Linked DNA regions of Mus musculus: all the other regions are linked to region 3. A link is a contact called in ENCODE Hi-C data. All regions are on one chromosome and are shown on one strand. The core of a region is the stretch at or near the end of the contact, and the rest is flanking DNA. Distances in the headings are between cores, read along the strand shown. Region 1 has its middle 25 kb from the start of Gm33742. Region 2 overlaps Plcd3 (phospholipase C, delta 3). Region 3 has its middle 5.0 kb from the start of Gm24255. Region 4 overlaps Abr (active BCR-related gene).

What was found. A loop is a pair of places that touch in the nucleus more often than their neighbours do.
Region 1: a loop to region 3 is called in a map of T-helper 17 cell, with 99 times the contacts of the local background. The contact joins two enhancer-like sites. A Hi-C loop is called at or near these places in 3 of 37 maps with a recorded cell type or tissue (T-helper 1 cell, T-helper 17 cell and regulatory T cell).
Region 2: a loop to region 3 is called in a map of T-helper 1 cell, with 67 times the contacts of the local background. The contact joins two enhancer-like sites. A Hi-C loop is called at or near these places in 4 of 37 maps with a recorded cell type or tissue (T-helper 1 cell, T-helper 17 cell and regulatory T cell).
Region 4: a map of T-helper 2 cell shows a loop between it and region 3 (105-fold over the local background). The contact joins two enhancer-like sites. A Hi-C loop is called at or near these places in 4 of 37 maps with a recorded cell type or tissue (T-helper 17 cell, T-helper 2 cell and regulatory T cell).

Annotation. Positions count from the first base shown.
Region 1 is chr11:86,892,088-86,894,787 of GRCm38, forward strand. No RefSeq gene overlaps it. Among named protein-coding and RNA genes, the nearest start is that of Gm33742, 25 kb to the left of the region's middle. Within about 2 kb of position 1,312, at least 2 of the 3 ENCODE cell types and tissues checked have a DNase peak (open chromatin) inside an H3K27ac peak, as active enhancers do.
Region 2 is chr11:103,072,397-103,075,096 of GRCm38, forward strand. It overlaps Plcd3 (phospholipase C, delta 3), which reads right to left. Exons shown (of 15, transcript NM_152813.3): 9 at 2,461-2,607; 10 at 2,163-2,313; 11 at 1,332-1,448. Among named protein-coding and RNA genes, the nearest start is that of Gm42090, 26 kb to the left of the region's middle. Within about 2 kb of position 1,320, at least 1 of the 3 ENCODE cell types and tissues checked has a DNase peak (open chromatin) inside an H3K27ac peak, as active enhancers do.
Region 3 is chr11:25,232,354-25,235,053 of GRCm38, forward strand. No RefSeq gene overlaps it. Among named protein-coding and RNA genes, the nearest start is that of Gm24255, 5.0 kb to the right of the region's middle. Within about 2 kb of position 1,290, at least 1 of the 3 ENCODE cell types and tissues checked has a DNase peak (open chromatin) inside an H3K27ac peak, as active enhancers do.
Region 4 is chr11:76,546,325-76,549,024 of GRCm38, forward strand. All of the region lies in intron 1 of Abr (active BCR-related gene), which reads right to left. Among named protein-coding and RNA genes, the nearest start is that of Abr, 24 kb to the right of the region's middle. Within about 2 kb of position 1,350, at least 1 of the 3 ENCODE cell types and tissues checked has a DNase peak (open chromatin) inside an H3K27ac peak, as active enhancers do.

The DNA of each region.
Region 1 (2,700 bases), core at 62-2,561, about 62 Mb after region 3:
AATCTGCCTGCCTCTGCCTCCCGAGTGATGAGATTAAAGGCGTGAACCACCATACCTGGCACTATTTGACTCTCTTAAGATTATATTTTTGAAGGCCGAGTAGCAAGTCCAGGGGACTTCAGGAACAAACACGTGTGCTAAGGTCCTCTTGTCTCTCAGTGGCTGTCTCTAATCCCATCAGAACAGAGCAGTGGGTTACTCCTTCCTCAGTGACGCTCCCATCTGCCACAATTCTTCCTCTCTTATCCTTAATAAACCCTAACACATATGCATTTGCTCTGCTAGAGAGAGTGGGGGGGTAGGAATCACTCTTTTAAAATAACGCAGTCTTGGTCAAAGAGTCAATATTCAGTGGAAATAGTTCCCTTTGTGAAAATTATCTTAAACCAAGTTCATATTCAGACAGCCTGGACAGACTAGCCTAGGCAGCTAGGGCAGACTCGTGCCACCGCTGGGGATTTTAGTGACTTCAGTCAGCTAGTGTTAAGTCTCTTGAACTAGACAATGGCAGCCCACAGGAGGTTGTAGCACCAGGTGTGGGGCTTCACACCATTAACCCCAGCATGCAGGAGGAGGCAGAGGCAGGTGGATCTCTGAGTTTGAAGCCAGCCTGGTCTACAAAGCAAGTTCTAGGACAGCCAAGGCTACCCATAGGGAAAAAGACAGACAGACAGACAAGTAGGTTGCATTAGTCAGCAAGTTCTCTAACACAGAATTATGTCCCCAAACTTCTTTTTACTTCTTATTTTGAGACAAGGTGTCACTAAGCTGCCCAGGAAGGCCTCAAACCTGACATCCTCCTGCCTCAGCCTCCTGAAGAGCTGGGGTTACAGGTCTATATTGCTGGGTCTAGCCAATAACTGCTTCTGAGGTTAGTGGATGAATACATTCAATGTTTTTTTTTTTTTTTTTTTTTTTTTAAGCAGCGTGTGACATATTAACAAAGTAGCTCTCTGTAGACATCTAGGTCTGACCATCCCAGCTAATAAGTCTGAGCCAAGGCACTTCACACATTCGTCCCCGTTATCTAGCATTTGCTTGCCTGAGACCACATGCCTTGAAAGGGTCTTGTTAGTGTGTCACGATTCCAGAACACAAATAGCCCTTGATCCAAGTTTGTGGAGTCGGCCTTGGAGCTAAATATGCCTCACTGACATGTTTTATTTGGCCCACAGAATGCTGCCTCTTTTTTTTTTCCTTTCTTTCTTTTTAAGCTACATTAGCTGCCAACACTTCAAAAGAAAGAGACTTCACGGAAGAACCCAGACTCCCAGCTCTTTAGAAACTGAAAGATCTGGTAATGCAGGTGCGCGGTGTCGTTAAACTCATAACCACCCATGGCTCCGCAGCTGTTGCCTCCTTAGCTGAGCCGTGTGTCCTCCTCCACCACAGCATCCACCGCTCCTTCCATCCTGATCCTTTCTGTTCCCAGGCAGGTATCCTGTATGCCTAGCCTTTCCGTAGCCATTTGTACTTAAGATCCTGTACTGTGGTGGGGTGTCATGTGCTACCGAGGCCCCTAACCTCCAGCACTAGCTGGTAACGCTACTGTGTCTCATCTCCCTGCTTGAAAACAGATGTGCACACAGGTATGGTGGCACATTCCTGTAATCTCAGCAGCTGGGCACCGAGGCAGGAGAATCTCTGTGACTTCCAGGCCAGCCTGGTTTACATAGTGGAGTTCTAGAGCTACATAGTGAGGCCCTGTCTTGGAGGAGGAGGAGGAGGAGGAGGAGGAGGAGGAGGAGGAGGAGGAGGAGGAGGAGGAGGAGGAGTCAAGGCACAAAGGCTTGATTGCGCTGCGTGAGACCCTGTCTCAAATAAACAAATCATTATTTAAAAGGATAAAACTGGAAAGGCTGGCAGAGCTATCTGACTGGCACCTGCTCTTTCCTTTTTCTAACAAGCCTCCCTTCCCATCAGCTCCATCCGCCCACCTCATTGCCAGGCTGTTATTTCCCTTAAACCTAGGGTACCTTCTTCCCAGCTCCCCCCGCTTCCTTCCTCTCTCAGTAAACAAGCACGTTGGTCCCCCTCTGCCTTCAGAGTTTTACCGTTAATCACGGCGGGGGAACAGACAGGAAATAACAACCGGGACGTGGCGAAGTTTAAGACGACTTGCCAGTCTTAGTCACAGCCCTGGTGCCCTGAAATGAGCGCACCTGGAAGAGCGCTCCTCCCTTTGCGAGCCTCTCAAAGCAGGTAGGATGGGCAGAGAGGGGCTGTACAGTGCCGCCGAGAACAGCGGGAGAAGCCCTGCCTTGACTGGGAGCAGCCGTTAGGTGGCAGCACAGGGCACGTCTTTCCAGGTCTTTCCACAACGGATGGGCCAAAGTGAGGCACCGAATTTTCTAGGAAGGGATAACCTAGAACCATATCAGGGCAGGCATTTGGGCTGAGACCAGCGAAAAGTGAGTCAGCCAAGACTCCCCGTGACACCGTGCTGTCTGGCAGCCAGCTGGGGCACGCGGGTGTCTGCTTCCTCTGGTAGAAGATTCTACGGCAGACCTTAGGCCCAATAGAATATTTTCACCCTGACATCTAGATTTTAACTTTTATTTTAATGTTTTTTTCCCTCTCTCTAGTTTTGTTTTTTGTTTCTTTGAGATAGCATCTCATGTAGCCCAGGCTGGCCTCAGACTCCCTCTGTGATCAGGAATGACCTTAAATGACGGATCTCATTGCTTCTGCCTCCAAGGG
Region 2 (2,700 bases), core at 70-2,569, about 78 Mb after region 3:
CCAGTTGTTAATGTCAACCTTCAGAAAAATCTAACTTGTGGGAGCTGAGGAAACAGCTCAGGGAATAAAGGGCTTGCTGGGCAAGCATGAGGCCCCACGTTTGAATCCCCAGAACCTATGAAAAAGCCAGGCCTAGCAGTATGTCTCTCTGAGCTCAGGGTTGTGGAGGCAGAGGTAGGTGGATTCTGGGATAGGGGCGGGGGAAGGTCACTACTCACCCAGCCTAGCTAAAAGAGCAAACCCCAGGGATAGTGAAAGACCTTGTCTGACAAACTAAGGTGACAGAGAGATGACTCTTAGCAGTTGGGGACAGAGCACGTGAATTCGGTCCCCAGAACCCATGTGGTGTCTCACAGCTGTCTGTAACTGTAGTTCCAGAGAGTCCAGAGCCCTCTCTGGCCTCCACAGGCATGTATGTGATGCAGATGCTTGCATAGCAACACAGATGCTTGCATAGCAACACTCCTACACAAAAAAGGGGAGATCTGAAAAGATACCCCACGTTGGCCTCTACTCTGCATCCACGCACACATGTGTGCACACACGCACACACAGGAACATACAAAACCAAGTAACTTTCTCTTAGGTATTTTTAAACTGTCTCATGTAACCCAGGCTGGCCTCAGACTCATTAAGTAGCCAAGGAGGAACATGAACTACTGCACCCCCTGCCTTCTACCACCCAAGTACCACACAGAAATATAACTTTTGGCCTGGCAGTGTGGCGCATGCTGTTAATCTCAGTACCCAGGAGGCAGAGGCAGGTGAAGCTAGTCTGGTCTGCACAGTGAGTTCTAGGACAGTCAGAGACTTTGTCTCAAAAAAAGAAAAAAAGAAAAAGAAAAAGAAAAACTATTTTTTTGCTGACCCTGTTGTGCTCACCTTTGACCCAGCCCTGGGAAGACAGAGGCAGAGGAGTGGAAAGCCAGCCAGGGCTGCATAGCGAGACTCTGGCTCAACAAAACAAAATGTCACTTCCTTACTGCCAGGAACGAATGAACCTACATTTCAGACAGCCTGTTAACCACCAATGCATTCCCACCTTCTAGAAAGCTGTGTGGCGGGCTGGCAAGATGGCTCAGCGGTTAAGAGCACTGACTGCTCTTTCAGAGGTCCTGAGTTCAAATCCCAGCAATCACATGGTGGCTTACAACCATCTATAATGAGATCTGATGCCCTCTTCTAGTGTGTCTGAAGATAGCTACCGTGTACTTACATATAATAAATAAAACTAGATTACTTTAAAAAAGAAAGAAAGAAAGCTGTGTGGCTGCCCACTGCTGAAATACCCATCCCCGCCCAGAGACTTCCCTGCCTGCAGCCCCGCTCACCCAGCTGACAGCCGGAGTTCCACATCTCCTGGGGGTTATAGTTGGCTGAGTTCATCCGCAGCCCCAGTGGGTACACTCGGGTCAGTTGCTGAGTGTTGTGCCTGACAAAGCTGGTCCCTGGGGCAGAGTTGGGACAGGATTATGATAGGACCCAGGCTCCTGTCCCTGGCCCAGTTCCAGGCCCTATAATCCTGCCCCCACACATACTTCACCCCAGCTTCCCTCTCTCCTGAACTATGGTGAGACTAGAAAGAGGGGGTTGCTGAGGACCAGATAGAGGCAGGGACACCTGGCAGCCACACAGCCTGACTGCGGCCTACACTGAATGCCGGTCCCTGTCACTCACTCTGCCCACACCCTTAGCCATGCCTTAGGTTCCTGGGACTCTTACAGTGGCCATGCCTCTAGGTCTTCCTATGACCTGTTCCTCCTCTCTGGAGTCCTTTCCTCTTCTGCTTCCTCCCTCCTCTGCAGTGACGTCTTCTCAGACATGGGATGAACCATGAAGCCTTCCTGGTCTCATACCCTCCAGGCTCTGCTGGCCCCTGGCACTAGCCTGGCTGCCTGGCCCGTGCCTTGACCACCATTTGGTTATGACCGTGGTGAAGGCAACTCCAAACCTCTCTCCTCTGTGGCTCTGCGCCCACACTTAGCCTGGAGCCAGGCCCCCATAAAGTCAGAGTCTTTACCTGGTCCCCCTAAGTCCTCAGCCCTCTGAAATCTTGAGAACACTCTAGGATACCCATCCTCCACCCACCACCACCATCACCACCCAAGCCCGGAAGGCTCCATGCTCTCCTGTCCCCAGATATCCAGAGTTCTGGTTCCTACCTGCCTCCCTGGTGAACTTCCTGGCCTTGCGCTCGCTGAGGGAGCCAACCGTGCAAGACTGAGGCGGGCCAGGACTGGGATCCAGGGTCCGCAGGCGGGTAGCACAGCAATACACAGCCAGCGCTGAGAGCTCTGGGGAGATCTGCTTGGCCTGGGAAACCAGCCTCAGTGGGGATCACTAAGCTCAAGAGCCCCTCCCCCACCCCACCTCCCTTTCCTTCCCACCCTTCTCTGCTGCCCCATCCCCTGGCCCGCAGCAGGACCCAGCCTGCTGACCCAGTTGTCAAGACACACTCACTCGACTCCTCTGCTCTGCAGCTTCCAAGGCCTCTTCCGCCTCCTCTTCCTCCTCCTCTTCCTCCTCCCTGTCTGACAGAATTCGACCATCCTCACTCCGAGCAGCTGGCAGCTTCTTCCCCTTCACCAAGATCCGGCCCTTGAGCTGCTGTAGAGGCCAAGGGAAGACAGGTGAAGCCCTCAGGCAGCCCTTCAGCGGGGTGGTCAGGCACCACTGGGAGAGCGGCTGGTAGGGAGGGGG
Region 3 (2,700 bases), core at 40-2,539:
GCAAACTAGGTCTTGGGTGGATGCTCATTAAGAGGGCTTGATGTGGATCTTTCTCCAGCCAGCCAGTGGTACTGTTTGCCGACAGCCTGAACCATTTCACCTTGTTCCAAAGATGTTCTGATCTTTTTCAATAAAGTTATTATCAAGGGCTCAAAGCATACATTCTGGTATGGGATGGTATGGTAGTATGGGAGAGCACAACTAAGACAATTTGTTTCCACTCTGATCATTATAAACATTACATGTATTTGAAAAATATCCCTCTTCTCAGAAATGCATTGTAGGATTCAGTGCTGACAGAAAATCCTAATGCAAAGACTGTTAAAACGCTGAACCCAAAAGAATTAGGCATAAATAAGACATGAAGTTAGCTGACATGAGATATTACACTTATTCCATTGTTGGTAAGAACAAATCTGGGCTTCTATTGTCACAGGTTAAAAATGTTTTCGAAATTCTGTTCTGGTGCTTGTTAGATAAGGGGCTGCCTCAGTCAGAATAACCTGAATAAGATTTATACACATCACTGAAATGGACTCGTGTTTACAGTCTGTCCTTGCTCTCGAGGATTAACAGTGCCAGAGCAGTGTACAAGACCGTTCAGAGACTGTTGGAGAAAACAGAATTTTTCAATGTACCCTCTGACTTGTTCCTTGTTTCCATTCACAGCAAAAGTTAAGTCATGAGCAGGAGACTTACCTCATTTGTGGAAATTTTCTATTTAAAGAACAGTATTTAGAATATGTCTTTTGAGAGAGGATGTGGCATGGCACACACGAACACACACACACACAGAGAGGGAGGGAGGGAGAGAGAGAGAGAGAGAGAGAGAGAGAACAGAAAGAGACAGAGAGAAGAGAGAAAGAGAGAATGAAGACAGATGAATGGAGAGATATGAGAGGAATTTGAGGAGAGTAAAGCATGATCAAATATATTAGATACATTTTTAAATAAATAAAATATATAACACAAACCAACAGTTTGGCATCATTTCTACATAGAGTGAAATGCCTTACAAAAACCAAAACAATAAAAAACAAAACTCCCATAGAATCAGATGTTTGTCCTTGATGTGCTGTTTTATAACACTGATAATCCACAGTGGGGAGGAGAAAGAGCCTTTTCTGGAAAGCTGAAATTCAACCCACTTCGTATGCATTTAGACTACACAGGCATCCTCTCTTGCATGCTCTCACTTGGGGACAATTCAGCTCGAGCGTGTGCTCCTAGGGACTGAGACATTTTCAAGTCCCTTTATGATCTGTGCAGAAATTATCTCTTCTTCCAAGCCATCAAATGCAGTGCGTGGGCACAATGGCTGCCTTCCAGTGAGCTGAAAAGCTCTCATGACTTGGCATACAGTCTTTCCCTGGGCCCTTCAGTAATGGCATTTCACTTAATACAATATGCCCCTAACTGAGTTTTAGTGATTTCAAATGAATTTAGTCTCCTTATCAATATCCTCTATTTGGTAGTGTGTTTGCTCTTCAGTGTGCTGTGCCAATAAATCCTGCCCACATGCTGCCCCCTCCCTCAACTGTCTGGTTTCTCACAACAAAAGCAAACACCAGGCAGCAGAAAAAGAGGCTCTTAAAAGACTTGTCTGTATCATAAATGTAAATATCAATAAACTCAGGAGGTTGACAAGAGTACGCTCAGGTGGATTTGGCCATGTTCCTGGCTGTTTTATAAGCAGGACACCGAAACCCTAGGAAAATTGAGCCTCAGGTTTGCAATCCTGAAAGGGTGTGTCAAAATATCAGTCTGGGAAGATGACTGGTATATTCAGGACAGAACTCAAGAGTTTCCTTGCAAGCACAATAATTTGTTCTAGAAAGAAACAGCTGCAGTCTAACTGTAAATCCAAGATGCAATTGACAAAAATGTTTTCCAAACTGGAAAATGTAAAGAGAACATTTAGGTTCCATTTTTATTCCCTGTCCATATTTTAAAATGTGCTCTCCTACCCCATATTCTTTACTTTGAATTGATTGTAGATTCACAAGCAGTAGTAAGAAAAAAAAGCATAGATCTAGGGCAGTATCTCAGTGGGAAAATACTTGGATATTTGCGTGACAAACTGAGTTCTGTTCACCAGAAACCATACAGAAGACAGGTACTCAGCCCTTGAGAGTAGACGGGACCTCCTGGCAAGCTGGCCTGCTAGAGCAGCCTGACCAGAGGACACTGGACATCAACTTCTAGACCTCTACAAGGACATGTGCATGTGTATATTTTACCAGTGAACATGTGTGTACACACAATGGAAACATGCACACCACCCACACAAATACACTGGAAAGGAAAGTACTAAAAAATACATGCACTCTCTCTCTCAGTTTGCCTCAATGATAACATTTTAAAATGCATCCCTTATTTTTTTTCCAACATTCTCAGGGCCTCTGGGTCCCTAATTACCTTTGCCCCTATCCCCATGGAATCTTAGGATTTATCTTTCTACTCAGTGTGATTTTCTGCAGTTTTGTTTAAGTTCTTGCACAGGTCAGTTGTCTTTTCCTATTTATTGCTAACCAGTATTCCATAATACAGTGTTTGCTTAATCCTTCATCTGCTAGAGGGGAGTGAGAAAGTGTTTAATTTAGGAATAACATAGGTAAGAGCTCAGTAAACATTGTGTACAGATTCTGTCTGAGCATGTTTGTACTTCTATGGGAGAAAGTGCGGGAGGATACTTGCTGA
Region 4 (2,700 bases), core at 100-2,599, about 51 Mb after region 3:
GCATCAAGGCATCCCCAGAGGCTCTTGGCAAATGTACAACAGGAGGCTAAACCCTCTGGTGCAGAGTGAAAATGCTCTCTGCACAGGACACTCAGCTGATTAACAGTGGTCAACAGTTGAGGCTGACCCTGAGTTACAGCCAGGGCAGAGGATCATGGACCTGAGCTCTGCAATGTTTTCCCAACTGCCCTCTCCTCTCCTGGCACCCAGCTCTCCCTCCTCCTGGCATCCTTCTTGTTCACAATTCTCTTGGATGCTCGTGTGCTAGAAAAACAGGTTTCAAAGGGAAAAACAGATCGCTGTCTCCAGCATGCGTCTTTGCTTTACTCCACTCCCAACCAATCACAAAGCACCCCACCTGCTCAGCTCAGGGCACCCCTCCCAAGAACATGCCACCCCAAATAGCATTCCCTTGGGTTTTTGGTTTTTTTCTTTAATTTTAATTACATTTATCTTATTTGTTATGTGTGTGCACATGTGCAGATGATGCACCGGGTGTCAATTAGTGTGTGAAGGTCACAGAATAACTTGCTGGACTCAGTTCTCTCCTTCTACATGGGTGGGTCCTGGGGAATAAACTCAGACTGGCTACTTTGGCACGTTTTAAGCTAGTTATTCTAAGACAACTCAGATGAGGAAATAGCTCTGGAAAAAAAATGTCATTTTAAAATAAATTTACATTTACAAAGGAAATCTATGTTAGTCAAGTACCTGTGACAGGAAGAGGGCTGGTCCAGACCACTTTTATTACCTCAGATGTTCTAACACATAACAAAACAATCTGGATTCACTAAACAAAGCCTCCATGTCCCTGCTCCTGCCCCTCCTCCCACCCCCAGCCTGTGCTGTCACCATCCCCAGGAGCCCCAGGTCTTTATTCCTTTGTGTAGCTCAGGAATCTGTACTAATATGGGAGCTAGGATCAGGGGTGACTTGAGCTCAGGATCCCTAAGGGATCTCAAAACCCCTGGATGCTGAAATGCTTTGTATAAAACAGCAAACGGGGTTGTAGTTTGATCACACAGCGCTTGCCTAGTCTTCCCAAGGCCCTGAGTTGTTTCACAGCAAGTACTACAAAAAGTAAATTAGGCACAGGGAGGGGCTAGAGCCATAGCTCAGCAGTCAGGCACATGTCCTAGCCTCTGTCCTCTAAACCGTCATTATATGACCTATAGTAAAGACACTGCCCATCCTGCTGAGTATTTTTCATCTGTAGTTGTTTGAATCTGTGGATGTAGAAGCCACAGACAGGGAGGACCATATGCACACACACTTCAGCCATCTGAGCATTCCCTCGCATCTTCTGTGGGGCTCATTGCATAGGCACTGAACTCAAGTCATTTTTCGCCTGTTCATCTGCCTCGTGTCAAGCATTTGCAGCCCAGCCACGGTGCCTAGCAAGAGTAGAGGAAAGGAAGAGGAGTTTAAATGGCTAAGCAGCCCATCTCTTATCAGTCTGACTGGGCAAGTAGAGCTTTTCAAACACTGAATAAGGTCCTCCAGAAGAGCCCGCCTAGGGGAATCTACAGAATGAACACCCCAGCTATCTGGGCAGTGACCTAAGGAAGGCACGGGAGGGGAGGAGCAGATGACCTCCTCCATTTAAAAAGAACAGGAACAATTGGTACTTTGGCAGGTAGGTGAAGTGCTGAGAACAGTGTCCTAGTATCCTAAGAATACAACCTCCAAGGATAGAATCTGGCAAAGAAGAACTGGTAACTGGCATGAAACACAACTTCACTGTAAGATAATAGGTAAGGAAGTGCTAAAGGATGTGGCTCAGTTAGCATCTTGTTAAGATGAGTACTACAGTCAAGCCGGGGAGCCCTCTTGGAGGTGGTAATGACTGGGGTGAGGCAGCATGCTGAGCTAGAAGGACAGGCTTGTTGTGGGACATGAAGAGTCTCATTGGTCACAACCTGGAGAGTGTGCTGAGGTGCTGGGGATCAGAATGTATAACAAGGGGGTCTCTAGGCATGGGGAATTCTTACAGACAGTTTGGACCAGATATGGTAGGAACAGAATGGCCCCGCTGAATATTCTGAAAGGAACAGAGGCAGATGGGTTGAGTTTTGTTCATTATTCCTTTCTTTAGTTTAGGGAATCGTGACAAGGAAAAAAAAAAGCCTGCATGTGCTCAAGATATGCATTTTTCTCTGAATATTTACAATCTGCAGTTGGCTGAATCTACAAATGCACACCCAACTGGAAAGGACTGAGGGCTTTGCCTCAGGGAAAGGGTGAAGGATGCTTGCAGGCACCTGCTGCAAGGCCCAGGCTGTGGGAACAGCTCACCAGCCACAACCAGCCACCGAGAGTCCTCAGGCCACAATATAGCTCTGACAGCAAGCTTGTGTTCTATTCTTCCTTTCCAGGCAAAGAGATCGTTTTTTGCTTTCACTCACTGAAGGTTTTGTACCAGGGACAGAACACTGCTCCTACTGCCTACCAAGGTAGGCGCCCCTCAAACCTCCAAGTCAGGGTGAAAGACCCCACCATAAGGCTTAGCAAGCTAGCTGTAGTAACGCCATTTTGCAAGGCATGAAAAAGTACCCGAGCTGGGTTCTCAAAAGTTACAAGGAAGTTCAGTTATAGATTAACAGTTAAAGATCAAGGCTGAATAGCACTGGGACAGGGGCCGAACAGGATATCGGTGATCAAGCACCTGGGCCCCGGCTCAGGGCCAAGAACAGATGGTTC